Linked DNA regions of Mus musculus: regions 1, 2, 4, 5 and 6 are each linked to region 3. Evidence: chromatin loops called from intact Hi-C (ENCODE). Cell type or tissue: gastrocnemius. All regions are shown on one strand.

Region 1 (4,000 bases), 84 kb before region 3:
TTTTTTATTTTTAATTTTTATTTATTTATATTTTTCAAAATATTCTTATATCTAACGCCTATTGTGCCTAAAAATATGTATACCTATTACATGTCAAGCAAAAATACAATAACAACGTTTAGAAAAAAATGTCAGCACTGGATATTTGTCTGACATTTGTCAGTTGCTCGGGTCTGACAGATGGATGTGGGCAGGAAGCTCTGGGACCTCAACAGACGCTGACCATCAGTGGGTGTTGGTGACCATTCCTCCCAGTTCCTGAGAAGACGGTCACCTTGTCCTTGTGAAGATCAAACTGAAATATCTATGTTCCTGCATCATGGAATACAGTTGAGCCTAAGGGACAGAGTTGTCAGGAAAGGGAGAATACAATGGCCACCTGTTATTCTTATTCGGGGGTGTGGGAATCCGACTAGCCAGTCAAAGGTTTCTTTCTGTCTTCAGAGACACGTTTGTCTGCAAGGGCAGAGATGAAAGGCACTTGTTACAAACCCTTCTTCTCCCTCATGCTGGGAGAGAGACAAAATGTCCACCTACTGCCATCTGGTGGTCATAGTTTGCACTGCAGCTTGAGTTAGCCTCTTCACTTAGAAAAGGGTCCGCTATATAGAAAAGCAACAATGAATAAACATGGTTTCTGGCCTTGAGGAACAATCAGTCCAGTAGACTTAATTGGCATGCTAGCATTTAAAGTAAAATGTGCAAGGTGTTATCAAGACGTAGCATGGGGAAGAATACCTTTGAGTTGAGTCTTGAAGCATCCTTTGTCACTTTGTCACTTTGACAAAAAGGAGGAGGCTTGTTCTACATACAGAGCACACCCCTTTGCTAGGTTAGCACCCGACTTGTTGATAAGGGATATGGGAAAGAAGGGACAGGAACGAACTGAGACAAAGGTAGGATCAGACCCCAGGATCCTTGAAATGCCTAACCAAGGAGACAGGTCTGCTCTAGAGCATTAAGCCAGAATATAATGGGGTCAGAGTTTGCTGATAAAAGGCAGACCTCCATTGTCTGCACATAAGCTTTCCAAGTATTCATCAGTGGAAGTCATTATTTGAAATACATAGAAACATCATGGTTATGACTGAAGACAGAGTTTGTAGGTCAAAAGTCATTTCAACACCATGTCCCACATGATTGGTGCATGCCAACACTTTTTGACAGGCCAAATGGCTCAATAGAGCCACATTTAATAACCCCTGCTGCAGGAGAGGTTCTAACCTAATATGATCAACACCTTTGTGGTTTTAGAGCCCACTGTACTGTCCAGCCTACAGTAGGCTACTTATAAATCAGGTCTGAGATAGTAGTCCCCTGTTCTAGACCTGTTCTAAACATTTAGTTTCATGGTCATCCCAATTTTATTGGTCAGTTTCCAAACAGGACCTAGATCCCTCATCCCTAGCTTCTAGTTTTATTTTGTGAGAGAAAGGTTGGTATTAGCCATCTCTCTAGTCTCTACTAAGCATCTTTTGTCTGCCACCCCATGTATCAACCCACATTAGGTGTCTCCAACCTACTTGTCATCCCCAACCCACAGATTGCCTGATGCAGTTATGAGAAGCATCACCTCACATCTCACAGCGGCATTCGGTCTACGAACCACACTTTATACTCAAACTTCACTTTGTACTCAAGAACTTTCCGCTATATGGCTGCAGGACCCCGATTTGTGACAGAGTGCGGCTGGCTGCATGGCATTGCCTTCGGTGAGAAATTTCAGACCAATAATTGACCAAGCGTGAGTGGCCTCCTGATGGGCAAAGACGATTCCATTCCCCAATGCCATTTCTGGTGCCAACCGCAGATTCCCACCCACCAAGCAGTATTTCCTGTGATTCGCCCTCTTGTTCCTTGTCTTTACTCACGCTTTGCCCACTCTATCTGCACGGCAGGGTCAGTTTGCTCTCACTCTCCCACATAACTTCGCTGTTTCAAGGCTGTGTCCGGAACTGCCTCCTTCTCACCATCTGGCCACTATCTGCCATGCCTTCCCACCCGGCCCCCACCTTTCCTTGGAAGCCTTCACGCAAAGATGCTAACTCACTCAGTGACTTTTCCCACAGTGCTCAGTGTGTTCCCTGTGGCCGGATAACTACTTCCACAATGAATCTTCCTTAGGCTCATTGTTATTTCCCTGAGAGCTCCTAGACCCGACTTCTTTTATATGGCTGCTGCCAAGTTCAATAAACATTAAGCAAGTGAATATCACACTCTATAGCTAATGCTTTTGGGCTGTTCTAGCCTTCATTAAAGGAAATGGAAATGTACCACAGCCGCTTGCTTTTGATGACTAGAGGCAAGGCAGTGGAACAGGAGACTCTTACTCACTTCAGTCAGTGGCAGAACTCTTCATTTCATGCTCGCTTCCCCTCAGCAAACTCTAGAGCAAGAGAACCATGGTGCTCCCCCATGTCCTCAGCCACAGTGCATGACCAATTGTCTAATCAATGGATTGTCACTTATAAGGATCCATTTGAACATGGATGACATTTGGGATCTATAAAGATGCTTCAAAGTCAGGTGGTTACACATTTTTTTTTCCTTCCTGGAATCATTTCAAGTGGGAATCGGGGCTCCTCCCCTCTTGCTGCAGTTGCTCACCTCTCTCTGAAGCTCACTAAGGACAGATGAAGATGGGAATAGAGAGATGGAGAATGCTACGTCATCTCTAGATACCCTTGCCTGTCCCAGGGAAGTGCTGGGACTTAAGACCTCACTCATTCCATCTTGAAGAGTAAGTAAGGCTTGACTTGATTTTCTAGAAATATCCATTTCTGACAGTGCCTTGAATTTCTTTTTAATTGATTTGATCTCAAGTATTCCTTTCCCATTCCCTTTCCTGTTTGTTTTTAAAAGAACAAAACAAAATACTCACAAAGCCACAAACCCAAAACAAAAATGAACAAGCAAACCCCCAAAAAAGCAAAGGAAGAAAAAAAGAGTCCCAAACTTTGACCAATAACTAAAATTGCTCAGTAATTTTCAACCAGTAATAATTGAGTGCTGGTTTACATTCTTTTGATGATGCAATTCACATGGCACATATATCAGAGTGCATGATCCCCATGCTATGTGTTTTTGGAGCTTCAATAGACTGACACCATTTATAGATACAGAACACTGGAATAGTAAGAATAACCCAGCTTCGGAGACCCCAGCAAGTGAGGAGACTGAGCTGAGAGCCCAGCTACAGACTTCTAACTTCAGCAGCAGATTATGCAGTTAAGTGTCTGAGACACACTTCAGAGATACAAATCAGACCCCAACTACGCTACAACCAAAGGCTTTGGAATAGGTTATAACGTTGTCTTTGGTTACCCATGGTGGTAAGTTAATTTGGCTGTGTGTGATAGAGAAACCCATTGAACTTGAGTAATGGACGGTTTGTTCCTAGGACACATGTATATAGGAATAGGTCCTTTCATCTTTACTGGGAGCCAAATTAGCTTTACACATCAGGTCTCCCAAATGCAGGAGTAAAATCTAGCAGCAACAGCTGTCCTAAGTGCCATCTGGTGTCTGGGATGGAGGGGCTAGAGCACAGGCTCCTATTCTTTCTGTAAAACTGTTATTATTTATTATTATTATTATTATTATTATTATTATTATTATTTTGTTTTCTCTGTGCATATGATATATGTGGGAGCACATGTCTCCACGGCACACATGTGAGAGTCAGAGGACAACTTTGTGGGTTCTGTTCACTTTCTCCACCTTGTTTGGGTTTGGGGGTCAGGCTTGGGTCACCATACCCACAGAACCAGTCAGAGGCCAAGCTCTTACCCTGTGTTTCATCCTCAGCATGAGTGACTCTGTCAGTGTCTGCTTCTCTTAGGATCTATCCTTTTCTCTCTGTACCTGCGAGTGGCATCATCTACTTTGTGTTAAGTGATCTAGAGAGATGTAATTTGATTGTTATGGTTGACTTCTGTGAATCCCTAATTGTCAAGCTTTTCTTCAAGTCAAACCACAGTTGCTGAGTACCCTGTCTCGG
Region 2 (4,000 bases), 1.4 Mb before region 3:
CTAGAGGTTGGAGCAAGCAGCTCTGCTGTCCACTTGCTGTGTACCCCTCCCCCACTCCGCCCCCGCCCAGGTCACATGGCAGGAGCCACGGGGTTTACGTACATGGTAAGGTTTCTCTCCTGTGTGGATGCGCAGATGGCTCTTCAGAGTCTGAAGGTGCCGGAAGCGAGTGCCACAGATTTCACAGGGGTACGGCTTCTCTCCAGTGTGGATGAGCACGTGGGCACGGAGGTGGGCCACCTGAAGGGGAGCACAGCACAGCGTGAGAGGTGCTGCCTGCCTATGGCTGCCTGCCTATGGCCAGGTCTCCATTCCCCACAGGGTCCCTTCGCCATGCTACCCTGCTCACCTGAACAAACCTGGCCCCACAGGTTTCACATTTGTAGGGCTTTTCTCCAGAGTGAATTCGAGTGTGGGTCTTCAGGTTGGCTGGCCGATTGAACTGCGCTCCACAAATGTTACAGCGATAGGGTTTCTCACCTATTGATTGACAAGACGAATGAAAAAGGAAATCATCTCTAACCGGGGGCTCCAATGACTCTTAATTTCAAGGCAGTTACTTCCATACAAGGCCACGAATGCCTCCCTTCCCTACAGGGAGGGCAGTGGCTCTCAACTTCCTAACGCTGTGACCCCATTTGTGATTCCCCCCTCCTAATCACAAAATCATTTTTGTCGCTACTTCATAACTGTAATTTTGCTACTGTTAGGAATCGTACTGAATCATATTGCAAATATCTATGTTTTCTGATGCCCTTAGATGACCCCTGTAAAAAATAAAGTCATTCAACCCCCAAGGGGTCTCATCCCACTGGCTGAGAACCACTGATCTAGGTGCCTACCACACACGCCAACACACATTGCAAGGGACAAGGTCAAGACACAAGCAGTTGGGCATGGTGGGGTGGAAACTCTATACACAGGACACAGTGGGAGAAGGTTCAAGAAGTCTGGCCTGCAGAACCACCATTGTCATTAGGGTCACTGCCTCTGGGGCTTGGGCAAGACCCAGCCCTTCTCTGGACCTCGGTCTCCCTCTCTGAATGGGCAGGGCTGATTCAGACAACCTGGGATGATTCTTCTGGCTCTTGCCTTGGCCAGCCTGATGCAATATCCACTCACTCACCAGAGAGATAAAATCAGGCTGCTCTAGTCTCTCTCAGAACATAGTTTTCCGCTTGTGGCAACTACAGCTGTATTCCATTTGCTAGCAAGGCAGGGTGTGGGGCTGAGCAGAGGCCGGGCAGAGGAAACCAATCTACGGCTGAGCCTTCCACCATGGAAAGTTTTGGGGATAATGGGGCCACTGAAAGGTCTGAGAGCTAGTTAATGCTCACAACAAAGAGACTGTGAGACGAGTCCCCAGGAAAAGGAACGTTAAGTTGGTTGATAAGTCCTTGACACTGAAAGGCTTTTCTTTTTAGCTGGCTTTACCCAAACCTCAGTCCATGTTGCCTTTATCAGCATTAGTCTCTTCACTCAACCAGGGGGGACTAATGCTTCAAATCCCAGCAAAGGGGGAGAAGCAGGGCAAAGCCACAGAGGAAGCGAAAAGAATAAGGAAAGAGACAAGACAGGGTTAATCCTCTGGGTCAGTGGTTCGCAACCTTCCTCATGCTTTGAGCCTTTAAGACAGTTTCTCCTGTTGTGGTGGCCCTCAACCATAAGATTATACTCATGGCTAACCCATAACTGCAATTTTTCTACTGTTGTGAAACATGACCTAAATATCTGATATGTGGGATATCTGATATGTGTGACCCCCAAGAAAGGGTTGTTTGACACCCCCCCTCAAAGAGGTCAACACCCACAGCTCGAGGACTGCTGCCCTAGTTGAAGCCAGGGTGGGGCATTCATCCTGCCTCCCTCCAACCAAGTCCCCAGGTTTGTCCTAAGATCTATTGCCTGTAACCGATCACAGAGCCCTCGGCTTGGGACAAGGCCGTACCCGTGTGGACAGTCTTGTGGCTGGCGAGGTTGCCCTTGTAGCGGAAGGAGGCCTGGCAGCGATCACATTTGTATGGTTTGTCACTGTGCGTCTGCAGCGTGTGCCTCTTGAGCGAGGCCTCCTCAGAGAAACGGCAGTCACATTCGTTGCAGAAGAAGGTCCCATTCTCTGCAGGCACATGGAGGGATGCCTGGTTAGCATGAGGAGACAGGGCGGAGCCCGGACGCCTCCCGCCTCTGGAACTCTGCCAATGTCTCAGCAGAGCCTGGGCTCCTTCTCAACGTTTATGGGAACCCATAGGACCAGTAGGGACTTTTATTTTTCTTAGTTTTTTAGAGTCTCAGTCAGAAAAGAGCAAGACAGGAGACAGATTGAATCTTAAGGTAAACACGTTTCACTCCAGAGACTCTCCTTAGGGCCTCATGGCTTTGAGAAAGCCTTAGGTTTTCTTCTCTGGGAGCTCTTACAAACAGGTTCATAGTTCAACTTCTATTCATACACAGCAGTCCTGGGGCAAGACACTTGACGTCCCTAAGCCTCTCCCTGTCTCTGTCTCCAAAGCAAAGCTAATATGCCCTGTCCTGCCTACCCATAGAAACACACTATACATCAGAAAAGAATGACAGCCTCAAGAGCCATGAGACACAGTTCTAACCCTGTAAGTCCCTCCCAGAAGGAACTGAAGATGAAGACCCTACCACCATCTTTGTGCCTATCTAGATTTCACGTCTTCAAAGCCCACCTGTAACCCCAGGACACTAAAGGTGGCAGAAAGGCAAACAGAGGCCCAGTGACAGGAACTGGAATGCAGAATAAGAAAATCATCTGGGGACAGGCAGGCACAGTCCCTGTGCTCCCTGACTTGTAACCTAGGGCCAAATGGCTCACTGTAAGCCTCTTCTTTATTCTGCCATAATCTTCTGAGAATGGTATATCAGTGTAATTTAACCCTGAGTATGTATTTCCTGAGTCAGAAAAGACGGTAACTAGAGCTGAGTTAAGAGTGGGACTTTTCACCAGGTTAAGAACTGAGGGAGCCAATACTGACCATGTGGAGATGCTAATTAATAATTTCGTTCAACGAACTTAATTCAGCAGACATTTTCTAAGTACCTCTGCCATTCTAGGAGCCAACTGAGGCCCAGTGCGAGATGCATGAATGACTAAGGCCAGCTATTTCTTCACAGAGGACTGACAACCTACCAGGAAATGCTATCACACACCCAGTAGTTTGGGCACAGACAGGCTGAGAAAGCTCTGAGGGTTCCAGCCGTCCTGCAAGCTACCTCTGCTGGAGCGTGGTTATCCCAGTTCAACACCTAAACCCTGTTGGCTTGCTTGAATCAGCCCAGTTCCTGGGAGACAGAAAGGATAACTATTGCTGGAGACGGTAAGTGCCAGAGGCCTTCTAATCTGGGTCATGTCCCAGAGACAGCAGCACACACATGCCAGGGAACAGAGGGGCCTCTTTTCCGGGGCGTTCAGAGAGATGAGGAGAAAGAGACTCACCACAGCTAGAATCCGAATACTCTGACTGGGTTTCCCCCATCTCCTCCGGGAACGTGGGCCCAGCAGTATGGAGGCACATCTCTGTATGCTGTGGGGACTGAGAGCCGCAGGATGTGCACTTTGGGGGGTGCATGTAGAGTGGTGAGTGACTCTCACTGCTGCTTCGGGGGGAGCCTGCCAGGGACCTGTGGGCAGGAAAAAGGAGCCTCAGGACTCATCTGGGAAGAGTAGTCCACGTGGTGGCCATGCTAACCTCTCTCTGTGTGTCTCTCAGGCAAGCCCAGAGACCAGAACTGCCTTCTAGAGTTCTAAGACTCAGAGCCCAACAACAAATGCCCAACTTCCACTTCCAGACACAGTTGCTTCTCCTTAGGGCCTAAAGCCTTTCTCAGTCTTAAAAGATGGGTTCCCTGCTCCATCAAGACCACAGGAAGTGCCTCTAGGATTTGTGGAATATTTTTCTCCCACACAAGGGAATGATCTCCCCTGCTACAAAGAAAGAAAAAAAGAAAAAAGGAAAGAAAAGAAGGGAGAGAAAGAAAG
Region 3 (4,000 bases):
GATATAGCCAACATTGTTTTCCCTTAACTCCAGAGGCTCAAAGTCTAAGATCATGCCAACTGACTGAGTTAACTTGCTTCTCATTAAGAACCTTGTTTCTGGTCCGTGAAAGTTGCTTCTAGTTGTGTGCTTGAACTGAACAAGGAAGCCAGTGTCTTCTCTTCCTGACAGTGTGCACCCTACTGACGAAGCTCTCCTCTTAAGCCCTCATGGAAAACTAACCATCTCTTGAGGTTCCACCTCTTAATGCCATTACCGAGGGGACCAAGGCTTTGACATAGGGGTTGATTTGAACAGGCAACACCAAACAGTTTACTGTGCCTCACTTTACTTATCTTTATTTGTGAGCGTTGTCTGGTGAAGATTATTGTAGCATCTGATATGGTATTTGGTTATGTTTCTAGGTGTTTCCTGTGTGTGTGTGTGTGTGTGTGTGTGTGTGTGTGTGGACTGTCAAGCCTAGACTTGTCCCTCAGGTGCCGCCCATCTTCATTGATTGATTTTAGACAGGGACTCTCTCTGGCTGACTGTCCAATGGACTATCAGAGCCCCTCAGATCTGCCTGTCTTTACCTAGTGGTGGGATTACGAGCACATGTCCGCACACAAAGCATTTGTTCTGGGTTTTGGGACTTGAACTTAGGTGCTTGTGCTTGCAAAGAGAGCAATGTATTAACTGTGCTATGTTCCATTCCCTTCCTATCTGTCTCTTGTGGGCATACTCCACCTGCCCAATGGTAGGTGCATATTAAAAAAAAAAACCACTCAGGAAATAAATTCTCCTAAGTTTTTCTTCTTTTCACCTTAGAAAATGTCATCCAGATTTTTCAGCTTGTGATTTCCCAGCACTAGGGTTCTTACCAGACTGTAGAAAATGACACGTGTTAGGAGAAGCTTCTGCCAGGGCATGGAAGAGGTGCCAGGGACTCTTTTCCTTAGCCCTGTGGGCAGTGGGTAAGGAATCGTTAGACCACAGTTTACTTCTGTGGCTCTGAGTTACCTTTCTCTGGTCACATCATACCACTGGGTGCCATGCTGTTCTTCCTTGTATGTGTTCCTTCTCATAGTACAGAGCTGTGTGTGTCGGGGCAGGAAGATCTTCTCAGGATTCCTCATGAGGAGCCCAGAGCCCAGTGTGTGACTGATGGCACAGGGTAGTGGAGAAACACAGGGGGGAATCACAAGCAGCCAGGGTTAGAGACCTGGGAACAGGGAAGGTTTGTGGTATTGGATTTTTATTAGAAACCGTGTTTCTTTTGAGGGTCTCCCATTTTAAACAAACTGGAGTGGCTTAGGGAAAAAACTAACCAAATGACTGAAAGAAATGTATGTGGGTGATGTAGCTAAACATTTCGCAAGACTCCACTTAACTCAGGGTGCATATGCTTTGCTCCAGTGCCATGCAGTTTTCATCTGTTTGTGTTTGAACAGCAAACCCAAATTGGATGCTCTTCAGGCTCCAGAGCCTAGTGGATGCTCAAGGAATGTGTGAGGAATGAACGATGCAGTGTTTCCTCTCTAGGTTGCTGACTCTGGGCTAGCCAGGATGCTGTCTTCCTCTTCTCTTCAAGGGCTTGGGCGACATACTTGATTTGACTTGTAGATCACAGATAATAACTTTATTAAGCATCAGGGTACATAGAGAAATGCCTGTATTAAGTTATAGATATACCCCATCTCTTTCTCTGTACACATATGCACACGTGTGCACGTATACATATATTCACACACATACATATACACACACATACATACATGCAGGGAGGGAGAGAGAGAAAAAGAGAGAGACCATTAGAAGAAAATTTTCTTCAGAAGATCATTTACAAACAACAAATTGATTTCCTAGTCTCAAAAGACCAAATCAGAGACTCAAGTATCACTGGGCACAGGTCTGGGCTGCAGGAGGGGTACCTGGGATGACCTGAGTCACTGGATAACTGCCCTGGAAACTTGCAGGATTAATATGGCCTGTCATTGCTAGTTCGCTGTTGCCCTCTGCTGGTGAATCTCTTCATCTCAGGAAGCTGGAGCTGGAGATCTCAGATGGTCTCTTAAACTGGTCCTGGAGGCTCCTTTCAACCAGCCAGAGATGAAGGGGATACTGGTGCTGAGGAACAGTGGCAAACAGGAAGTAATGCCCCGGGAGGGTTATGTGTCAAAGGGAGATAGGTCACGTGTTTCTGTTGTTTGTGTTTGTTGAGACCTTGCTGGGTTCAGTACAGAGACCCAGGAATAAATGAGGTGTTGATTCTGCAATAGAGGAAAGACTACTCAATACACAAGGTGAGCAATTGGATCAGCATATAAATAAACTGTCAACCAGAGACAATTATGACTATGGCCATAGGAGAGGTACTGAAGACAGTGTTTGTGATGAAATGACATCCACTTGGGGACAAGGGTCCATGCAACAGGCAGCATATCAACTGGGAACTTGAAGGATAGTTTGTGTTTTCTATCTTTGAATTCAACATTTATTAGTAATTAATATGCATTGATGTTTTGCCTGCATGTATATCTTTGTGAGGGTGTCAGATCCCCCCGAATTGGAGTTAAAGACAGGTGTGAGCTGCCATACGGTTAGGTTACTGGGAACTGAACCCTGGTACCCTGGAAGAGTAACCAGTGTTCTTAACCATTGAGCTGTCTCTCTAGCTCATTAATTCAATTGCCTTAATTTTTATTTTATTTGAAAATTATTTGAGGATTTTATAAATGAGCACACCATATTTACATCATTTCCAGCCCCCCCCCTCTCCGCCCCGCCAACTCCTTACATGTTCCTCCAATCCTTCCCTCTCAAATTAATGAACTGTTCAGGTGAGTGAGTGTGTGTGTGTGTGTGCAGAGGGGGCAGGGATGAAGGAAGCCTATTAATGCTGTCTGTATGTGGATGTGTTTAAGCTGACTTCTTAGGATTAAGATCTTCTTCCTCCCTCAGCATCCATTCTGTGACTCTTCATCCCTTTATATTGGGTCTCACCTGGTGAGGCCCATGCAGGTCTTCTGTGTTAGCCTCCCTCCCTCCTCTCCATCCTGTTAGCCTCTCTCCCTCCTCTCCATCCTGTTAGCCTCTCTCCCTCCTCTCCATCCTCTGCTAGCCTCCCTCCATCCCTCCTCTCCAGTTAAGACCTCCTCCAGTTTTCCCACTCCCCATTCATAGCACCTGAGTCCTTCTATCCCTTTCCCTAGAGTTCCTCACCCCCAGTAATCCTGTTCTTCTCTCCTGGCTTCTATTGTTGGTCCAGGTTATGTGCTCAGACCCAAAATCCAGAGCCAGGATTCACATATAAGAAAGAATATGTAGTGTTTGTCTTCCTGGGTCTAGGTTATCCCACTCAGTATAATGTTTTGGAATTCCTTCCCTTTACCTAAAATTTTAATTTCTCAATAGGTAAATAGATTTCCATTGTACATATCTACCACATTGTCATTATCCATCCATTGATTGATGAACATCTAGGCTGCTTCCATTTCCTAGCTATTGGGAATGCAGCTGCAATGTACATGGCCATTGTACAAGCAAGTGTCTGCAGAAGAGGATATTGAGTCCTTTGGGTATATTCCAGGAGTGGCATAGCTGGATCATATGATAGGTCTACTTTTATCTTTTTGAGAAGTCATCACATCAGTTTCGCCAATGGCTGCACCTGCTTGAAACTTCTCATCAGTTTTCCCCTCTAATTTTATGTAGTCTAGATGGCATGAGATGAAATCTCAAACCAGGACATCTTTTGCTCAGAAATCACTCCCCAAGTTCACCTAAAGCAAAAAAAAAAAAGAACTTTTGCACTGCCAAGGAAACAAATCAATTAAGTAAACAAGTCCACAGAGTGGGAGGAATCTTTGTCAGTTGTATGTCCAGCACAGGTGAATAGCCAGAGTACACAAAGATCTTAAGAATTCAAGAAAGCAAACTACCTAATTTAACAATGAGCTGTAGCCCCGATGAGAAAGCCTGTAAAGGAAATGAAAATGGCCAAGAAATAAGTTTAAAAAAT
Region 4 (4,000 bases), 1.4 Mb before region 3:
ATAGACTATCTTCAGGTCTCTCTTGTGTGTTAAATGTCCTAAGCAACCATTCATCTAGGGTGGTCAGTTGCCAAAGGTGGGTACTAAGGTACATCTCAAGTTTCCATCTGAGACTCCAAGCCTTTTCTGACTTGACGTACCTCTACGTAGATGCCTGCTTTCCTAGTGCCCACGGACGTACTCTCCCCTTTCAATGTAAGTGCCCCTTAACACTACACTGGTTGTATTGTGTCTCATGACCCTGGCAGGATAGAATCCCTCTTTCTCCTCTTTAGGGATTAGAGGAAGTTGGTCTTCTCTATTGGTCACGGTATTTTTGGTAAACCAAGGTTTGTGTTTTTCCTTGGAGGAATCCAAGAACTGTCAGCCACCATTCATTAAGAAGTTTAGACATGCAGCCAAGGAGATGGCTTAGTTGCTTTTCGAGGTTGGCAAAGCCAGTTCCAGTCTCCAGAAACCACAGAAATGTTGGTTTGCTTTGGCAGCTGCCTATAACCCTGTCACTTGGAAGGTGGATATTGGGGGTCCCCAAGGACCAGCTGGCTTGGTAGACTGACCAAATCAGGGAGCCCTGGATTCAAATGAGAGACCTTGCCACAATAAATGATGTGAGAAAAGACTGAGGAAGATAAACCATATGGCCTCCACTTATGTAAACATGGGTTCCCACACGTAGGTCCACACACACACACACATACACACACACACAACTTCCAACAGCAGTACCTGTTTTATTAATTATAACCAGTTACAAGTTTTGCTTTAGCTTAACACTAAATTGAATTTTACTCCAAAGATTATGAGTGTGGGAAAGCAATAGTAAAAAGTGTGTATCCTTTATGAAAGTCACAAAGCTATCATCAGAAAAACCGTCTACTGTGAAATGCAGTGTATAGACCGGGCCGCATTTTATTGTAGTACCATAATTAACAGTGAAACTGGTAACTATTGTAAAATCGTCTCCAAAGTCTGCAGTCCTTTCATAGTACTCTTTCTTTACCTTTTAACCCCTGGAGCTGGAGTTACTGACTGTTGTGAGCTGCCGCATATGGGTGCTGATAACTGAACTCAGGTCTTCTGGAAGAGTCGTGAGCTTTCTCTGCTGAGCTACCTCTGTAGACCCTGGTGATGTTGTTCCTTGTAGCCAGTAATGCAAAATGATCAAGTTGCTATAAACAAACGTGTTTTGATTTCCTACCTTCTAGGGAAGCACTGCAAAAGCGTCATTCCTTAACAATTTCACACTTGAATTTAGCCAAAAGAAGAAGCAGTGTGAATACTTAACAACTTTCAATCATCTCAACTATTAGTTTGACTATAGATACTTTTCCCTTTGCCACTTCAGAGATTAGTAAATGACCCATATGTGTGCGTGTGTGTGTCATTTTCATAAACTATGAAATATAAATATGTATAAAATGTGGCTGTCAGCATAAACTGCGCTCTTGTTCCGAGAAATAGGAACCCACACAAACTAACCCATGTAAGGAGAAAGTCCAGGGCACAGGTACCCTATTGCAACTAGGTGTAGGAGATATTGGGTATCATAGAAATGTAAGTCCAGAAGCCTCCAGATGATAGCAGGCTCCACAGAACCCAGTGTTGGAAGATCATCTTATTTTAAGAGCCTGGCTCTGGGGATCTGCCACTGACGTGGCCTGACTGCCACCCAGGGGTCAGCTTTCCCCTGTTTCTTTTTCCGGGGTCCATCTTCTTAATGCTTTCCTGAGTATGCATCTGGAAGAATGCGAGACAATTTGTTATCAATCACTACCGTGAGTGAGGCAAAGAAATTAAAATAAGAAGCCTAGGTCCTAAGCATTGACTGAACTGTAAATTCTACAAAGGGTTAGGTGTGGCGTATGACACTCAGCTGTGTGACCCTAGGCAGGCCCTATTCATTTCATCATTACTAAATCAGAACACACCCCTGTACCTTCCTGGGGTTGGGGTTAGGTAGAGCCTGGTCTCTACACTTGCCCAGACACTAGATGGCAGCAGACTGTCTCCTTCAGTCACCTCACAGGTCAGAAGAGTCACTTAATGAGAGAGTTCTTGCCACTCTGCCACTTTCAGCTCCTTAACAGCTCTGCTTGTGTGGACTCACCCGGTCTACAGGCCTGCTGCTGTGGCTTAGGTATAGAGTCAAGCTCCCAAGCCCTCCAAAAGCAATTGTTTTAAAATGCTTGTCCTCAGGTGGTAGCACTATTCTAGAAGGTTCTGGAAACTTTAGAAGGTGAGACCTATATGGAGGAGATAGGTCACTCAGCACATGCCCTTGAGACAGTGTCATCTTCTTTCTCTCTCTTTGCTTCCTGTCTGTCATGATATTCTGTCTCATCACAAGTTGAGTTAGCAGAGCCAAGGACAATGGACAGGAACACCTGAAGTTGTGACCTTAAAGACATCAAAACTGTGAGCTTAAAGACTTCAACCCTTCTTTGCTGAGACGGGAGTTCTGACAAACAAAACCTGTGCTACCTCTACTCTAGCTAGAGTCATCTGGGAAGTAGGACCCTCAGCTGAGAGAATGCTGCCACAGACTGGCCTGTTGACAGTTTCTGGGGGGCAGTTTCCTGATTTACAATTGATGTGGGAGGGTCCTGAGCAGATGGACCAGGATTGGATCGGAAGCTGAGCAAGCCACAGTGCACAAGCAAGCAGCGATCCTCCATGGTCTCTGCTTCAGTTCCTGGCACCAGGTTCCTGCCTTGAGTTCCTGCCCCGACTTCCTTCTGTGGTGGACTGTGGTTAGGAAATGTAAGCCCAATAAACCCTTTCTTCCCCAAATTGCATTTGGTCTGTGTTTTATTATAGCAAAAGAAAGTGAACGGAAGCCAAAGCTAATACACCTTCCTCAATACACACTTCAACCTGCGGTCCTAGTAAACCTTTCCCTCAAAAACTTCCATGATGCAGAGAGTCTTAAACACATCCTAGTGTTTGAGACACCTTTGTGTGTGTGTGTGTGTGTGTGTGTGTGTGTGTCTGTCTGTCTGTGTGTGTGTCTGTGTCTGTGTGTGTCTGTGTGTGAAAATGCATTCACTCCATGATTTTGTAATAAAATTCTCTCTCCCCTTTGCTGTGGGCTATACTCTTAATAACTCCGTTTAGAGATGTTTCCCTTTTACTTATTATTAATCATCGGCTGACTGCAGTAGCTCAGTCTTTGATCTCCCTTTTGTCGGAACGCCACCCTCCCCGTCTGCTCCTCCGTCTCCCTCATAAATAGGAATGGTACAAAAACAGACTCTCGGGAGCAAAAGGAGCCTGAGGCCAGCTTCCCTCAGGCCCGTGAATTGTCATTCCTGAAGCTGTCTAGTCCGTAAGTTCTTCTGCCAGGTTTCTATGGGAGCTGAGGGATCGGTTTCCCCCTTTTCAAAGAGCAGGGTGAGTTGAGGCCTCGAGCTGGCAAGTCCTTTAAAGTCATTTTCAAAGGAAACCCGAGCTGCAAGGCCTTGCGGTTGGCAGAAGGTGGCGTGACTTTCTGAAGCTCTCTTGGGACTTCGGGTGGGCAACTCCCCTAGCTTCTCAACACGTGCCCAGAGACGGCAGCAACACCACTGCCAGGAGCTGACCAGTAAGTAGGCACGTGTTCCCTCCCCACTGCCACCCAGGAACAGGAAGGGGACGCAGGCTTTCTCTTCTGGGCCCATTACCAGAACCACACTTGTCTCCCCAGTTCTCAGATCCTGTCAATCATACTTGGTCCTTGGGGTTTTCTGAGGTAAAATATCCACGGGTGCCAAAGCAGGCCAGCGTGAACTTACATCTGAATCACGGATGCATAAATGGTCTCGTTAATCCAGTCTACTCTTGGATGGGCTGGGACAGAGACCCACAGCAAAAATAGCGACCTGACGCACACAGGAGGAGGTGGCTGAGTTCTGACACTGGGGTAGAGGCTTGCTTGGCCTCTGGCCAATCATAAAGCTTTCAAGTCTGTGAATGTCTGTCGGTCACCCAGGAGGCTCTGAATGCGTGGATGCCGAGAGATGTG
Region 5 (4,000 bases), 270 kb before region 3:
GGGTTCTCTGGAAGAGCAGTCAGTGCCCTTAACCACTGAGCTATTTCTCCAGGCTCTGTCATTGAATTTTTTTTTTAAAGCCTTTCCAGAAATGAGATGCAAAAATGCTTTACAGTCTCCTAAGGGAACTTCAAAATGCAACCTCTCCTCATATGCTTTCCTAATGCTGGCCAAGCCTCAGCAGGCCTTGACTCACAAATCATCTATTGCGGGCAGCTATCAGTTTCACGGACACACACTACCCTTGTATGAACTGCCTGTCTGGGCTAAGTTTAGACATGGGCTTAGCTTGTCTTTTGTACTGGATTGATAACTCCTCAAATAAAATGGTATCATTAGACTCAGAGTAAGAATCTGAGATTTCAGGATTGGCTCAGGTACCCGTTGACCATCTGACATTAGTTGACCAGCCATCACTAAAGCATGTATGAAATACTGAGCATGATGATGAGACTTCTTGGAACTTTTATGTTTTTTTTTTTAAACAGTCATTGTCTATGGATGCACTTTGCAAACTGTAAAACACTAAAGTAGAGATTTTACATTACATTTGATTTTGATAATTTGTTCATCAGGATTCTGTTGATTTCAGTTACGGTAAGTCCTGTGCCAGCTTGGCTACATGAAAAGCCTTCTGGGCAACATGTATCAAATAAGAGGTCAGAAGTATGCTTCTTTGTTAGCAGGTTTTCTTCTGCATTAACTGCTTTATTAAACTTGCCCCCTTTCCCAGGGTCTTGCAGCAGTCTCAGGCTTAGGGTATCAGTTTGGTAAACATCATAAAAAAATGTGTGTGTTTGCCAAAGTAACTTTGATAAATGTCTTATAATTAACTCTCCGTGGACTGAACTCCATCTGTTGGCTATGTGGCTATGAGGCTATTTGTATGTGCTAATAAGCCAGCCTGGATCCACACCATTGTTGAAGGCCAAAAGATCAAAGTCATTCCCTCTTAAACTACATCGATTGAGAATGGATGGAATGGTTTCCTAAAGGAAAAGTGAGATACTATTTCCAGAATGTGCTGGCAAGATACAAACTGTTTCCCCTACCTTGGCACCCCTGTCAACCAAAAGTTCAAGAGCTTAAAACAGAATTAAGAATGTAGCTCTGTGGTAGAATGCTTGCCAAGAATGGATGAGTCCCTGGGTTCAGTTTCCCATTATTACCAAAACAGTAAGTTTAGGGTCTGGGGAGATAGCTCTTAGTGAGTTGCCTTCTGATCAGGAGTGGAGTCATGAGTTAAATGCTCAGAAAATATGTCTAAAGCTGGCCATGGTCATGGGTATCTATAACCCAGCCATGTGAGGTAGGTGGAGATAGATAGATAGATAGATCCATGAAGGTCATTGGCCAACTAACTTAGCCGAACTATGAACTTCAGGGCCAGTGTCTCAGAAAGTAAATGTGCAATATGATGGGGGACGACATCCAATATTGATCTCAGACCTCCTTGTGTGTGTGCCCATATGTGCACAGGAATCATCTCATACTTGTGCATATACTTCTCACATATATGACCCCATGTACACATATACGAAGCTTGAAAATTTAGATACGCTATGTGTCTATTCGGCAGGGGGGACATAGTGGGACAGGGCTGCTATGTATTGGGACGATCTGTGTCCTGTGTGGCATGCCAATGACTCAACCAGAGATCTAAAAGAAGAAAAAGTGTGGTAATTTCCAAAGCAGGGATATTCATTGGGCATCTATCGGGAGTCCAACTAATGTTCAATTGCTTTGATGTTGTTGATTTCAAACTGGCTGCAAAATTTCTTATCCTGGCATTGATGAGCCAGATGAACAGAGAACTTTCTGAGACCATATTTTTAAACAAAGTCTTTTTAAAAATAAAACATGCATTCATTTGAATACCTGTTTAGCAGCGGGAGGGCCTGTCAAGGGTTCATCCAGGGACACGCAATGGAGCCAGGCAGCCGGGAGCCGGAAGGGGCAGAGCCCGCAGCCACAGGAGAACATTGTCTGCTGCCAGCTGGGCTGCTCTCTTCTCCCACAGGCCTCAGGCACCAGGTTCCCTGAATTTTAGTATCTTTTCCAGGGGGGCATCTTTGGGGGTGGCGAGTTCTCATCTGAGTCCCCTGCTGGAGCCTGAGTCTTAGCTCTGCTTTTTGTGGCAGAATCCAGGGAGAAGTTTGAGGGAAGTCTCAGAAATGGATCCTGCCTGCACTGGCTGTGAGAAGATGGTTGGGGCTGAGGAACAATGTGCATTCAAGTTCCCTAGTGCCTGTCCCCACCTTCTTAACAGGCTTCTAATTAACTTTTTCTCCTTTTTCTCCTTCCTCCACTTGCCTCCTTCCAGAACAAATGTTCCTGAGGACAGCATTTTTAACCTTACTATTAACAAAGTCTTGGTTGAGGCATAGACACAGAAAGTCAAGTAAAGTGCAATTTTTGTCTTTAAGATTTCACTGTGTCAAACCAAGAGAGACAGTGCTGGTGTCCCCCCATCATGGGCTCATCTGCTGAAGTGTTTCGAGCAAGGGACCTTCTTGGTGTTCCTAGGGACCTTCTTGGTGTTCCTAGGGACCTTCTTGGTGTTCCTAGATTTTCTGGAGAGTTTTTATTTGATTTAGATCTTCAGGATCATGAACTGGAAAAAACAAAAAACCAAAACCAAAACCAAACTAAACCAAACCAAAACAAAGCAAAACAAACAAACAAACAAACAAAAAAAAAACACAGGTGAATCTGTCAGACAGGAAAGGATGTGAGCAAATCCACACAGTGGGCTCAGACCTGTGTCCCATGTGCTAATCGATTGGTGTCCCGCACTCAGAGTTGGGTTGCTTGGCTACCACCAGATACATAAAGTTCCCAAACAGCATGTTAGAAGTGGGTAGATAGGCGGCCGTATACAGGCCTGCTAAGGATGAACGAAACCCAAAGCTTTTTAAGGAAAGAGGAGGCAGAGAGCAAATCAAAGCAGTAACTCTTCTACAAATTCCCAATGGCCATGAAATCACAGCAACTCCTTTAACACTGAGTGAGCCCAGTGGCCCTTTAAATTTTGATTCCTTTAGAATGCTGTGCAGCATAGAGACAGTCTAGTCTCTCTAAAAGGCTAAATTAGATTCTTTGTACTTTGTTCTGGAATATTGACAGATGCATAATCGGTTTTAGAAAGAGTTTCATCCCTACTGAATTAAGATAATGCTTATGTTAAAGTCGCAGAACTTCAGTGTTTGGACTACTGTGTTTCAGAGAAGGCGCACTTTCATTTGACTTTCAGTGGCTCCTGCAGATCCGTGTACTTTCCCATCTCCTGTTGCCTGTATTCCGTTCATGGTCCTTCCTCCCTCCTCCTCTCCGGACTGAGTCTGGCTCACTGAGCTCCAATGTGTCTCTTCTCTGGAACTCTGCATCTGGAGGTGAAGGGCATTGGGAACTCTGAGGCAGAGACTGGGAACTAGGGTATTGGTCTTGGCTTCCCATAAAAAACTGGAAGCTTTGAAAACGTCAGCTTGCAATCTCTCAGAAGTCTTTATTTTCTCATTGGGAAAATGACCCTTACTTATGCAGATGTTATGAAAACCAAAGACATGCGTTGATGTTAACACGCTTTGTACATTAAGCAGTAACTGTTTTCTTAACCCATGCGTGGCGTAACTGCTGTCCCATCCTTGCTTTCCTATGCACCTATCCACTCAGTGGTTTCTCTTTCTCTTTTCTTTTTCTCCCCCAGCTCTCTCTCCCTTCCTCCCTATCCATTTTTCTTCTGCTGGAAAATAAGCTATTCTGAAGGACTCAGAAGACCATATGCATAGTACAATTCTAGAGAAGGGTCACTGCTAATAGATAAAATGCTCTAAATAGGGTATCCTTTAACCTTTGTTAATACAGGGGCCCCTGATGAAGCATATGTAATTCTGCTATCTGCACATATTGGTTCTTTTCCATCTTTAATATTCAAGTTCTATCCTGCACATAAAATACTATTGACCACTAGCCTTGAATCGGTGCCTTTGCACTATTGTTG
Region 6 (4,000 bases), 1.4 Mb before region 3:
CATCCCTTCAGTGATGGAGGCGGGATCAGATTCGCAACCCAGAGACGGGGTCTGTCTGGTTCCCTGTTTTGTGGTTTCCTTTTCCTTCGGTATGAATTAACGGTGACAAAGGTAATTTTATATGGGACAGGAATGAATATCCTAGGAGTTACCATTCTCACTTACTGGACTTCTGTCTAACGCTAGAGGGAGCTCTCCATCAAGGCTTGAAACCATAGCCGGCTGCTCGCCCCGCCCCTCCTTCCCATTGACCTAGTTTGGCCAGGGTCTGGATTTGGAGAACGCTTTTCCACTTCTCTCTACCCAGGATGGTTGTTGGGTTATTGGTAGTCTAATAACTTCAATAGCTCTCCGAAAAATCTAAAGAGGGTTCATAAAATGTAAATCACTGTCCAAGGAGTTTGAAGGCGGGAGGAGGGTAGGGATGACGCGTTGAAACATGCCCCTGAGCTCCAGCAGGAGCGCTCTTTCCCAACAGGGTGCTCAGGTCTAGCCAGCCTCTTCTGGCGAAAATGGGTAGAGTCAAAGTGTTGCTTCTGTTCTGGAGGTAGGGAAGGACAATATTGTTGCTCTTGCCTCTGGGCGGGAATGACACAGAGATAAAAAGAGAAGTTGATAGTGCGATGGATCCGCAGCTGCGTGAGCTAACCAGAGGACTTTGTGTCCTGACTTTCATTTCTGTTACGTGTCCTGCCTCAGAGCTCTTGCTAGCCTACAAGCTTCGAGGAAATGCAATAAAATAAAGGGATGTGTTTTATCATCAAGAGCTGAAGAGCTGAAGGGACGCTCCCCACGAGCCTGGTCGAGACAGCCTCCAGAAGGTCTGCTGACAATGCCAGCAAACCATGTCCTTCAGAAGAGATCTCTTCCCTCATCCTGACCGGACTGAGATCGGCGTTGGGGTGGGCGGGGTACTGTGGGGCAGGAAAGAGAGGCATCATCTCCCCAAGCAAACAATGCTTTTTTAAATTCGATCTAGACAGAAGTCAGCTAAGGTCTTTATTCACGTTAATGAAGATGGAAGGCACTAACTGTCCTTGGAAAGCGATGAGTCAAACTTGACCGCGCTTCAGACACGTCCCCAGATTCGTTTCCAACCCGAACAGAGGCGCATTTCTCCGCGGCGGCCTGGGACAACTCCCGCAGTGATAGAAGATGAACTGGATTCCTCCCGGCCCCGGCGGGGGGTTGGGGGGAGGGGGCGGGGGAGACAGCTGTGTCTCTGCGATGAGGACGCCACTAGAGGCCGCCAGTGCGTCGGTGCAACCGGGCCATCTCGGTTAAGAGCTTTGAGGGGAAAAACAAAAAACAAAAACAAACAAACAAACAAACAAAAAAAACCCCAAAACCTACGGAGGAGATGGGCTACAAATTCTCAAAGAATAAAGCTCTGCTTATTCACAACCCCTACAGACACGCGCGCGCGCGCGCACACACACACACACACAGCTAATTTCTCCCCAGGCCACTAAGTAAAGAATAAACTGGGTGAAAAGAGAGTGAGTCCGGAGTTCAAACTTACAGAAAGCCAGTGCACAACCCCAAGGAGACCAAGTAGTTTCTGGCCACTCAACTCCCAGAACAAGCACCACAGCTTAGAGATGCCCCACCTGCTCACACCTCTGTCACCTTTCCATGTCCATTGTCAAAACCTTTAAGCTAAGACTGGGAGGGGGCAGTTTCCAATGTGCACTGGATACTCCAGTGACCCAAGATTAAACTGCTCTCCCCTTCTCTTAGATAGACTGGAATGAACTCCCTTGGTGAATTCTTTGGAGTTCAGAAACTTACTGTCAGGCCCTATGCCACAATTGCAATGAAGTTTAAATCTTAAAGCTCCTGAGAGTTTGGGTGCAATCTTTCCGCTACTAAAGTTCTCTGTGGAGAGGCCACAAATATCCTTAAAGAAAGTACTGTTTCTCAGTTGACATAGATACTGATGGCTGAGCCACGGTGTATGTCGACGTCGTGGGAATATGATTTTCATCTGTCTCGTCAAAACATTGGAAGTCGGATGCTGTCTTCATTGGACAATGCCCTTCTCCTCCTCAGTCCTAGCGTCTGACCAGGATCCAGACAACACCGCTTCGGGCGCAAACCTTGAGCGTGACCTACCACTAGGTGGCGGACTCAGTCCATTCAAGAATCACCCTGTTAGCATCGCCTTCTACACTCGGCACCCCTGACCACCGTGGTTTTGTCTCTCTTGGGGGTGGGGGGAAGTTGCTTCCAAAACTGAAGTCGGAACACATTTAGTTGAGTAGATGTAATTCCGTTCTTCCGATGCTCATGACTCTAGCTAACACCGTACGGCGTCAGGAGCCGTATATTATTTGGTTATTTGTTCCTTTCTTCCTCTCCTCAAAGCTGGCTACACATTCTTTCAAAAAGAACCACACCTGAAAGTATTAAGAGAGACTCGTGCCAAAGAGAGAGACAGTGAGAGGGGGAGGGCGGGAGAGAGAAGGAGGGGAGCAAAAATCGGGAATAACCCCATGGTTCATACCCACAGAGGAAGTGGGGACCAGAGGTCAGCCCTTTCACTCACTGAGCAAAGCGGGTGCGGAACAGAACAGAATATGGCCTTTGGAGGTGCTACTGGTCCGTATCGGGAAGCAGGAAGGGTTGGGAGGAGCAAAAAGAAGCTAACCAGCAGAGCTAGTATGCAGAGTCGCCTGTCGCTGCTGCGGTCCCACTTGTTGCGCAGTGTAGGAAACCGGCACGCGCCTCGCTACTTTGTCTCTCACAACCCAGCCTATGCTGTTCCCTGCGGTCCACAAACCTCTCCCCCATCACTTCGACACAAGCCACCACGGCCCCCGGGGAAACTACAACACTTTCAGTTCTACGGTTTTACACACACACACACACACACACACACTCCTCTTTAGCTCAGAGTCAGACCGTCAATCTACTGCGGTACCTGAAGTCAAGTCTGAGAGGAAAATAGCTACATCAATCCAGAGAAGTCGCAGATAAGCCCCACCTCTATCCCACCTCATCTCCACTCCTGAAAGGGTGTCCCTTGAATTATGGGAAGGACATCGCCTGGTAGGACACCATTCTAGTTTGGAAAACAACGTGTCTCTATCTTATTTGAAAGATTAACTGCAAAGTATTGATTTTAAAAGTTTCCTCTCTCTCTCTCTCTCTCTCTCTCTCTCTCTCTCTCTCTCTCTCAGGGTTAGGGGTAAGCACATTAGGCTTATTTCACAATTATTTTTCAAATATTTGACTTTTACCAATAGTTTTACTCACCAAGGGGTGGCGCTGCCGCACTACCTCCCCTGAAACTTAAGTTTTTGGGTTTTTGTTTTTTGGTTTTTGGTTGTTTTTTTTTTTTTTTTCACAACCGAGGGGGATATCCCCAGCAGGGGACAGAGGGAAGGAAAGATTTTGACATCTAGTCATGGCTCAACCCATAACTGGAACTCCTCGGGGCTCAGCAAACGACAACTTAGAAATTTAGGATGCCATTCCTGACCACCAAGGCCAGAATAAATTAGTCTTTTCAAGAAAACACTCTGGTAAACCCTTCAAACCTGAGGTGAGGAAGAGAGTATTTAGTGAATACCCGTTTCCTGGTTGTCTCTGCTCAAGTCACTTGGTTGTCTTGAACAGCATCTAACCTTACTGTCACTACCAACAGATCTTTAAAATCATCCAATGCCTGGAAGTATTAGAAAAGAAAATCTTCCAAATAGGATGCTGGAAACTTCTATTTATAAACTAGGGGGTGGGGGAGTGGGGGTGGGGTGGGGAGGTGTCCATCTACAGCTTTCTATTTTGGCTTCAGGACTCAACTGCAGTCATTTTAGCAAGAGAAATGTCCATCTCCTGGTGTTTTCTCTCCATTTCCTCTCCCCCCACCCCCCCGGGACAAATATCTTTCCTTCTTTTATTAAAATCGGTATATAAAGAAGAATACAATTTCACCTAACTCCTTTGAGCTCAAGTTTGCTACCTCCAGGAATAGCATGTGGACTAGGGCCAGATGAAC

The links. A loop is a pair of places that touch in the nucleus more often than their neighbours do. Peaks named below come from ENCODE experiments on the same cell type or tissue, not always from the same donor. Only the 100,000 strongest peaks of a DNase experiment are listed, where the experiment ranks them.
Region 1: it touches region 3 in a loop (5-fold over the local background); 7 of 42 quality-filtered maps call a loop at or near these places.
Region 2: a loop joins it to region 3, with 4 times the contacts of the local background. A loop is called at or near these places in 24 of 42 quality-filtered maps.
Region 4: it touches region 3 in a loop (6-fold over the local background); 16 of 42 quality-filtered maps call a loop at or near these places.
Region 5: it touches region 3 in a loop (2.7-fold over the local background); 4 of 42 quality-filtered maps call a loop at or near these places.
Region 6: it touches region 3 in a loop (5-fold over the local background); 16 of 42 quality-filtered maps call a loop at or near these places.

Annotation. Positions count from the first base shown.
Region 1 is chr16:25,263,414-25,267,413 of GRCm38, forward strand. No RefSeq gene overlaps it. Among named protein-coding and RNA genes, the nearest start is that of Tprg, 21 kb to the right of the region's middle. In gastrocnemius, no CTCF peak of the experiment used is centred here; DNase peaks (open chromatin) are centred at 543 and 1,827; H3K27ac peaks cover 1,000 bases.
Region 2 is chr16:23,967,958-23,971,957 of GRCm38, forward strand. It overlaps Bcl6 (B cell leukemia/lymphoma 6), which reads right to left. Exons shown (of 10, transcript NM_009744.4): 6 at 3,458-3,642; 7 at 1,949-2,116; 8 at 350-480; 9 at 103-240. Among named protein-coding and RNA genes, the nearest start is that of Gm31527, 18 kb to the right of the region's middle. In gastrocnemius, no CTCF peak of the experiment used is centred here; a DNase peak (open chromatin) is centred at 2,147; H3K27ac peaks cover 3,615 bases.
Region 3 is chr16:25,347,821-25,351,820 of GRCm38, forward strand. The region is part of intron 3 of Tprg (transformation related protein 63 regulated); the gene reads left to right. Among named protein-coding and RNA genes, the nearest start is that of Tprg, 63 kb to the left of the region's middle. In gastrocnemius, a CTCF peak has its summit at 1,996 (motif pointing left); a DNase peak (open chromatin) is centred at 2,000.
Region 4 is chr16:23,960,597-23,964,596 of GRCm38, forward strand. No RefSeq gene overlaps it. Among named protein-coding and RNA genes, the nearest start is that of Gm31527, 26 kb to the right of the region's middle. In gastrocnemius, a CTCF peak has its summit at 1,985 (motif pointing right); DNase peaks (open chromatin) are centred at 3,524 and 3,879; H3K4me3 peaks cover 267 bases; H3K27ac peaks cover 2,147 bases.
Region 5 is chr16:25,079,064-25,083,063 of GRCm38, forward strand. No RefSeq gene overlaps it. Among named protein-coding and RNA genes, the nearest start is that of Gm41435, 8.3 kb to the right of the region's middle. In gastrocnemius, no CTCF peak of the experiment used is centred here; a DNase peak (open chromatin) is centred at 1,964; H3K27ac peaks cover 2,803 bases.
Region 6 is chr16:23,982,249-23,986,248 of GRCm38, forward strand. The region is part of intron 1 of Bcl6 (B cell leukemia/lymphoma 6); the gene reads right to left. Among named protein-coding and RNA genes, the nearest start is that of Gm31527, 4.0 kb to the right of the region's middle. In gastrocnemius, CTCF peaks have their summits at 212, 1,247 (motif pointing right), 2,119 (motif pointing right), 3,277 and 1 weaker place; DNase peaks (open chromatin) are centred at 242, 458, 873, 1,202 and 3 more places; H3K4me3 peaks cover 4,000 bases; H3K27ac peaks cover 4,000 bases.